Regions from separate parts of the Homo sapiens genome. Here region 1 is linked to region 2. A link is an interaction called in ENCODE POLR2A ChIA-PET data of the cell type or tissue named here. Cell type or tissue: OCI-LY7. All regions are shown on one strand. Each heading gives the region's core, and the rest is flanking DNA. Links, peaks and the distances in the headings are about the cores only. Region 1 overlaps QPCT (glutaminyl-peptide cyclotransferase). Region 2 overlaps PRKD3 (protein kinase D3).

What was found. ChIA-PET counts read pairs that join two places held together with the same protein. Peaks named below come from ENCODE experiments on the same cell type or tissue, not always from the same donor. Only the 100,000 strongest peaks of a DNase experiment are listed, where the experiment ranks them.
Region 1: POLR2A ChIA-PET joins it to region 2 with 6 read pairs; 12 of 35 experiments call an interaction of 5 or more read pairs at or near these places.

Annotation. Positions count from the first base shown.
Region 1 is chr2:37,369,181-37,373,583 of GRCh38, forward strand. It overlaps QPCT (glutaminyl-peptide cyclotransferase), which reads left to right. Exons shown (of 7, transcript NM_012413.4): 5 at 505-604; 6 at 3,176-3,292; 7 at 3,502-4,142. The coding sequence ends at 3,647. Among named protein-coding and RNA genes, the nearest start is that of QPCT, 27 kb to the left of the region's middle. In OCI-LY7, for the core only: CTCF peaks have their summits at 2,154 and 2,383; no DNase peak of the experiment used is centred there.
Region 2 is chr2:37,313,492-37,317,894 of GRCh38, forward strand. PRKD3 (protein kinase D3) reads right to left here. Exons shown (of 19, transcript NM_005813.6): 2 at 2,746-3,688. The coding sequence starts at 3,033. Among named protein-coding and RNA genes, the nearest start is that of PRKD3, 9.1 kb to the right of the region's middle. In OCI-LY7, for the core only: CTCF peaks have their summits at 2,297 and 2,515; DNase peaks (open chromatin) are centred at 2,100 and 2,870; H3K4me3 peaks cover 3,745 bases; H3K27ac peaks cover 1,866 bases.

The DNA.
Region 1 (4,403 bases), core at 66-4,065, 55 kb after region 2:
AATGGAGATCCAGAGACACAATGTTATATAGCTCCTGTACAAGGAATTTTTCTTAGATACTACTTGATCAATAAATAGTTACTGTCCAAGTGCCTTCCTTTGAGAGTTTTATCATTACAGATTAAGGATAAAATGGCTAAACAGAGTGGATTAGAAGATCAGATAGGCTTGGACTCCTTTCTGAAAATAAATGTATGCTTTTAATGTTCACAAAATATTCATCCAAATGTCTTCTTCCTAATTTATCCTTAGTGATATCCTTTTGGAGTTACATACACAAATAATCAATATTTTGCTATTTGTCCACATTACATAAGCAAGATTTAAAGAGTTCTCCAAAATAATTAGCATAAAATGTTAGTAAATCTTTGGTTCATTCATATAGCTTGCCATATTATTCTCAATTACTGAAATGCAGTTAATTTTGACTGATTGTATTTCCCTGTTGATGAATATAAAACACGTTTTGGTGATGGTGATTAAACATTACTTTTTCTCCCTCAGGATTTATTGGTCTTATTGGATTTGATTGGAGCTCCAAACCCAACGTTTCCCAATTTTTTTCCAAACTCAGCCAGGTGGTTCGAAAGACTTCAAGCAATTGGTAAGCACCACTGTTATTAATGAATAAAACATCATTTCTTGCTACTGACAGATACTACATTTTTAACATTTAAAATTTATAATTTGGCTGGGCGCAGTGGCTCACACCTGTAATCCTAGCACTTTGGGAGGCCAAGGCAGGCAGATCAGCTAGGGTCAGGAGTTTGAGACCAGCCTGGCCAACATGAAACAGGGCTTTCATGTTTAGTAGAGACGGGGTTTCACTAAACAAATACAAAATAAATACAAAAATTAGCTGGGTGTGGTGGCGGGCACCTGTAATCCCAGCTACTTGATAGGCTGAGGCATGAGAATCACTTGAACCTGGGAAGCAGAAGTTGCAGTGAGCCAAGATGGTGCCATTGCACTCCAGCCTGGGTGACAGGGTGAGGCGCCATCTCAAAAAAGAAAAAAAAATTATAATTTAAGTATATGATTTAAATGTGTAATATACTTTATTGGCTTTTTTTCTTGCTTAATTGATTAGTTTATTATTCTTTTCATCTTTGTAGTAAGCCCAGTTTATTTTCCTGCATGAAACTATATTTTGAAATGGAAACATAAAATACTACATTTCATGTTTGCACATCCTTAAAAATGGTTTGAAAATATTTGAAAATATTTTCCCAGAGTCCTGTTTGAAGCAGGTAGAATGCGTTTCGAGAGAAAAGTTTACTCAACAAAGCATGCTGGCTAATGATGAATATGATGTCCTTATAATGATACCAAAAGATATTCTTCAGTTTTTCTTTTCCATCTCTGTCTTTGCCATCTTCTATTTTCTACCTTATCCAGATATTATTTTCCTTTAAATCTAGTACAGTCTCTGCCAATTTTCCAAAGAAGCAAGAGATCAGGATAAAGAGAAAGCCAGATCCTTTGAGATTTAGAGTCAAATAAATGGGAGTTGACTAGGCCAGACCAGGTCAGGTCAGGCCAGCCCAAGAAACATACGTATCTATGGCTGAAGAGGGGAGCTTGGGGCTTGGAGAAAGAAAAGGAGAATAACTTTGTACTACCACCCTACCCAAAACAAAACAAAACAAAACAAAGCAAACTCTTGGCAGGCATCAGGGAAAGATGAAAATGAGATTGATCTTTATTGTAGAATCCAGGCCAGGGGGCTGCTTTGAAGGCAAGAATTTCATGCTAGAAATTCCTTACTAGCCACACAAACTTCTTGGAGCAAGATAGACTTGTATTACTTCTAACAGTGGGAAAAACACTGCCATCATAACTCACACTTTTGCCATGAGTAAAGAATTTGTCTAGAATCTTAGAGAAACTTCTGCTTGAACTTTAGGTGCATGTCATTGACAAATTTCATTTCCTAGTTTGAAAGAGTTACTCTAATGGTGTTATTAATATAAACTTCTTGGGCTTCTTCCTTGCAGCATATTTTCCTTACTTTGATGGTAGCCTTGAGAAACTGAGTTTGGCTTTCTTTCAAGGATTTTGTGCACTTTTATTATGTCCTGTACCAGAATGAACTTATGCCAATAACTTGCACCTTCATTCAATTTTAACCCATTGTGCCCCTCCTATTGGTATTTACATTTCAAACCATATCTCTAGTTGTATAAGAGAAAGCAGTGAGCTGAGGTGGCGCCACTGCACTCCAGCCTGGGCGACAGCGAGACTCCATCTCAAAAAAAAAAAAAAAAAAAAAGAAAAAGTTGTGTCTCATGGTAAAGGAATTATAAGTATCAATAAACAGACAAGAATATTGTTTTTGGTGGTAGTTAGGGCTTTCTCAATGTTTCTAGAATCATATTACATATGATTGATTACTAGTTGGTTTAGTTTTACCTTAGCTAGTTCCTAGCTATCCTAGGAAGTTTCATTTGGTTGTCTTATAATATTCATGTAATCTCTTGTCATCTTGTAACATACAATACATGACTTATGTAGGCCAGTGGTTCTCAAACTTTAAAGTGCATCAGAATCACCTGGAGGGCTTCTTCCACACAGATTGCTGGACTCCAGCCCCAGAATTTCTGTAAGTCTGAGATGGGACCAGATAATTTGCATTTCTGACACGTTCCTAGGTGTTGCTGATGTTGCTGGTCAGACATCACACTTTGAGAACCACTGATGTAGGTCACACTAGGTATCTCTTTCCCATAGAGTGGCCACTTGATATACTTCATCTCTACTCTGTTTGAGTATTCCCCTTTTAAGCCCCATATCTCATCTAAGGCATTCTTCATGCAGCATCTTGGACCTATAAGCATCTACACCTGCACCTGTGTTGTCCCCTTCCACCCACCTGTCCTCTGTTTTTTTCATTCTCTATCTCTTCACTGTTCTGTGGAGTTTCTACCTCTAAGGAGGTTCTCACCTGTAAGTTTAGAGCCACATTTGACTCTTCTCTCTTCCTGCTCCAAAGTGTACACATCCCTGTTCAACCCAGATGTTTATTGTCATGGGTGTGGCCATGCTTGCTGTTGCATAATCTTTTACAAATTATGGACACATGTGCTAAGATTTCAAACTCCTTAAATAAGGATACATTATGAGTCTTGATAAGATAAAAATAGTTGTTCATTTACTGTATAATTGTCATCTACAGAACATGAACTTCATGAATTGGGTTTGCTCAAGGATCACTCTTTGGAGGGGCGGTATTTCCAGAATTACAGTTATGGAGGTGTGATTCAGGATGACCATATTCCATTTTTAAGAAGAGGTAATGTGTGTGTGTGTGTGTGTTTGTGTGTGTGTGCGTGCACAGCCTGATTTTGGAGTACAACGGTGGGATATGAGAAAGTACACAGATGATGATGAATTATCAGCTGTCTTTATGTGGTACAGAGCTCCCTCTGCTTGAAGAATGACCCTTTCTAGTTTACTCACTGGAGTAATGCACATTGTTACAAGTTGGTTCTTTCTTAATAGGTGTTCCAGTTCTGCATCTGATACCGTCTCCTTTCCCTGAAGTCTGGCACACCATGGATGACAATGAAGAAAATTTGGATGAATCAACCATTGACAATCTAAACAAAATCCTACAAGTCTTTGTGTTGGAATATCTTCATTTGTAATACTCTGATTTAGTTTAGGATAATTGGTTCTAGAATTGAATTCAAAAGTCAAGGCATCATTTAAAATAATCTGATTTCAGACAAATGCTGTGTGGAAACATCTATCCTATAGATCATCCTATTCTTATGTGTCTTTGGTTATCAGATCAATTACAGAATAATTGTGTTGTGATATTGTGTCCTAAATTGCTCATTAATTTTTATTTACAGATTGAAAAAGAGGGACCGTGTAAAGAAAATGGAAAATAAATATCTTTCAAAGACTCTTTTAGATAAACACGATGAGGCAAAATCAGGTTCATTCATTCAACGATAGTTTCTCAACAGTACTTAAATAGCGGTTGGAAAACGTAGCCTTCATTTTATGATTTTTTCATATGTGGAAATCTATTACATGTAATACAAAACAAACATGTAGTTTGAAGGCGGTCAGATTTCTTTGAGAAATCTTTGTAGAGTTAATTTTATGGAAATTAAAATCAGAATTAAATGCTATGTTGTGATGTCTTTTTTATATATAAAAATAGTGATATAATTTAATGCATAGTCCAATTTTTATAGGATTTTGCAAATTTAACGTTCTCATTGTAAAAATAATAGTCAATAACAAACATTTTGGAAAATGGAGAAAAGAAGAAAACTATAATCCCATTATATTAACAGAATCACCATTAGTTCGCTTTTTAGTTTTTCCTCACTTTTTCTTTTTTTTTTTGAGACAGGGTCTCACTCTGTTGCTCAGGCTGGAGTGCAGTG
Region 2 (4,403 bases), core at 289-4,288:
AAACAGTATTAAATAGAAATGGCCTAAACACTTAAAAAGCAGAAGTTGACAGAGTGAATCTAAAAAGCATACCCAACTATTAATACATGCAAGCTAAAAAAATCCTACTTTACATAGGAAAACAGAGAGGTCATAAGTAAAGCATGTGAAAAGATATCACAATGCAAACACTAATTTTTTATAAAAAGAATGATTAACACCAAGTATTAGTCCCTCACTTAAGACAGTCCCTCACTTAAGATGATTTGACATACAAGTTTTCGACTTTACAATAGTGCAAAAGGGATACACGTTCAGGGAGCTCCTCAACTTACAATAGGATAAACTCACAGCAGATTGAAAATATCATATATCAGAACACACCTTCAACTTAATATTTTCAACTTGCCATGGGTTTATCAGGACATAACTGTAAGCCAAGGAACATCTGTAAGCTTCAGAACAAGATCTTGAAAAATTATATTGAAAAAGGGATCAATATATCAAAGGCTGTAAAAGTCCCAAATGTGTTTGCAAATAATAAGAGAGCGCCAAAAAATCAAAGAAAAGAACTGATAAAACTGAAAGGAGAAAGACAAATCTACAATTGTAGTTGAGAGATTTCAATAGTCCTTTCTCGAGAAAAGATAAGAGAAAGTAGAAAGAAGTCAATAAAGATATAGAAGATTTGAACACTATCAACCAATTGACCCAACTGACATTTATAGAAAACTGCACTCAACAAGAGTAGAAGACACGGGAGAATGGGGAGAGTTCCTCTTGAGGAAAAATGATTCCCCTGCAAGAGTCATTGTAAAATTCAGTTTACTATATCGATTTTATGCTGCTATGTCCACAATCAATAACTATTTTATATTTGTATAATTATCCTTTTTAAGCTATATCCTATTTCCCTGACATCACTCTAGTTGCTCACAGATCAAGATTTTTAATCTGGTTCTCCAAGAATTTCACCCACTGACCCACTCCTCACATTTATATTAATGAAGTAACACTGATTCTAGAATAATCCTGCAGAAAACTGGTAAACCTCTGTAGAAGTAAATCAATTAGCTCAATTTAGCCATTACACCACATATACATATTTCAAAAGAACATACTGTACTTAATAAATATATACAATTTTTTCTCAATTAAAAAACTGTGCAAAAAATAAGTAAATGAAATTTCCAAAGATTGAAAACTAAATCATAGAGAGTCATCAAAACACTGGTTATGAGTTTCTATGGTTTCAAATAAAAAGGGAACATTATATTTAAGTTACAAATATGTATTTAAGTTTAAAAATTAAATAAAAAAATTACAATCTAGTTGCAAAAGTGTTTGAAAACAGTCTGTAAAGGATAATGGAAGGGAAACTAAAAGCAAAGCTACGGAAGGATACAATGCTCTACAGGTCTACAGAAGTAAAGTTATTCTTACTTAGGAATAACTTAGGCCACATGTACAAGTCATTGTTAAAACAAAGGCAGCATAGGTCATTTTCACAAACTGCACAACATCTTTTGGATGGGTAATTATTTACATCAGAAGATAATGAATGATAAACTATATAAAGCGTAAAGAATTGAAACAAAGACAGTAAGATGAAGAGCATGAATTCCCAGAGAGAGATGATTTTTGCAAATAGAAAGTTTACAATTTGTTTGAAACAAATCTGAAACATGCTTGAAAATTCATTAAAATCTACTAAAAATAAAATATAACCAATTCATACAACCCATATAAACTCTTTTGATAACACAGAAAACATACTAGCCTCATCCATCAAATCGGGATTATTAAAGATATTTAGCTAAAGTTCCTTAAGAAAACGGCACGGTACAGGGAAGGAGGGTGAATGAGAAACAACATAAAACCACCCTGAATTTTCAAATATTTTGTCGTATATTCAAAATTAATTTACCTATTTTTTAAAAGACAGAAAGCATGGTCCTATATTAAATGGCAGTTTATTTTTCAGGACGTTCAGAATCTTCCTAAACAAGATCTAAAGAGAAGGAAATGGATAAAAAAAAGAGGGGCCAGAACACAGGGTACCTAGAGATAACAAGGTATGGAGATGGGACTCAGCTGCTAGCTACTGTGTCCCAGGGGGCCTTGTGCCCTCTACCTCCTGTTTTCTCTGAAAACAAATGAGATTTCTTATGCTGCCTTGACTCTATACAGATTTTCCTGCTCTTGAGAGACAAACAGAAGAGTGATACTTTAAAGCTAAAATAAATGCATTTTATTTATGTTTTCAGACTGAGTCTCACTCTGTTGCCGTGCCAGGCTGGAGTGCAGTGGCGCTATCTCAGCTCACTGCAACCTCCGCCGCCTGCCCTGCTCCCCACGATTCTCCTGTCTCAGCCTCATGAGTAGCTTGGACTACAGGTGCCTGCCACCATGTTTGGCTAATTTTTGTATTTTTAGTAGAGATGGCGTTTCAACATGTTGGCCAGGCTGGTCTCGAACTCCTGACCTCAGGTGATCTGCCTGCCTCAGCCTCCCAAAGTGCTGGGATTACAGGCGTGAGCCACTACGCCCAGCCAAATAAATGTATTTTAAATCTGGGATATATGTTCCAATTAGCTAGACTCTGAAATTTCAGTCTTTAGCCTCAGAGGTCATTAGAACTCTTCCAAAAATGCACAGAATAAACTACTGATGGATCAGTATGTCTTAACTCACTGGTACACGTATAATTTATAGAAAAACATCAGTAACAATATTATTTACTACTGATAATAGCACACACAGTACCTTTTGATAAACTATGGAGCACACAAGATCCTTGACAGCAGATAAAGACAGTTCCTGGGCTTCAATGGTAACACTCTCCCGTGTGAGGCCAATTTGCAGTAGAAATGAAACTGTATGCACTGAGCCTCTGGAGTTGGTGAGTGATGGTGCACTGAAGCTTCCATTAGAGAGTCGGGCAGAGAGTCCCGTCTTAGGACTTGAACACGGAGAAGCAGCTGGAAGCACAGCAGGAATAGCTGTGGGTAATACAGACTTCTGGGCTGATGGAGGGGAATTATTTGCAGACATCTGCCTTTCTTTAATCTTTTAAAATAGTTGTCGATTCTTTTTCAATGGTTATGAAGAGGTTTTTAAAATAACAGCAGTAAAGAAAATGACCGCACTTTTGGATTTAGTTGAAAACTTCTTTATTTCCTCTGTTAAGCCACTCATGCCGATACTTTTAAGTTTTATCAAGGAGTTGAATGCCCCAAAGGTCCTATTTCTCTTAATATCAGTCCCATCAAAAAGCAGTCTTGTCTGTAGGAAGACAACCAGGGATTTGTAAAGGATTTAACATCACTGAGCTATCCTCAGCAGGATAGAGTTGACGTAGCTTATTTACGAATCTATTTTCCTTTCAGTCTGTACTTGTCTCTTTAATTTCAGGAAATACATATTGAATAAAAGTTGTTTTTCTGTCAAGGTGAAATCCTCTTCGTTTAAAAAACAGTAAGTGTTTTGGATTAATCTATTCAGTACTTTTCCTTTGGTTTACTAATTTGATAGGACACCTTCTCAAATGTCCACACCTTAAATCACCTTCTCAAATGTCCTCATTTTCATTCTGGGGGGATGAACTTTTCTATGACGAAATACAAAGCTTTTTAAAATAGTACAGGCATATTTCATTAGATGAATGGGTCCATCGAGAAAAGCTGATGCTTTCTGACATATAGTTAGCCTGGAAGGAAATTTTTTAAAGGTTTTTAATACTTTATATTCATTCGACATTAATTTAAAAATAAGAACATAACTTTTTTAAATGACAATTTTTGGTCATATGCTTATAATTCACTAATAAATCCTAATGGGTAGCAATTTTTGGCTAGTTAGCAAAGACTTTTTTTACTATAAGTATAATTTCAGGGAGAGGCTCGAAAAATATCCTTGGCACTCTACACTGATACCTAAAACTTAAACATTAAACATTTTTTAAAATTTACCTCATTTTTAATCAATGAAGACCAAACACTTCTATGTTACAATTACATGACTGAGTTATATCAAAAACAGAAGGGACAAAAAACAGTAAAACTGACATTTTCATAGACATACAATACATGCCACCCCACCACACAAAAGATGTACAATACTTTCCTAATACAAGAGTATTCTTTTTTTAATATTACAATACTAATTCTGCCGAAACATGACTCTTGACTTGCTTTGTTGAAACATTCCTTTCAGAAGGCTAAGGAAGCAGGAGGGGATATACTGAACAGTTAAATGATCAATAAGTGTGAAAGCTGACATACTTATCACAGGAACATAAGAGAAAGGGATCTCACCATAAGGGATTTCTCCTATCCAGGTCCTAACTAGGCCCAACAATGCTTAGCTTCCAAGATCAGACAAGATCAGGCACATTTGGGGTGGTGTGGCTGTAGACCACAAAG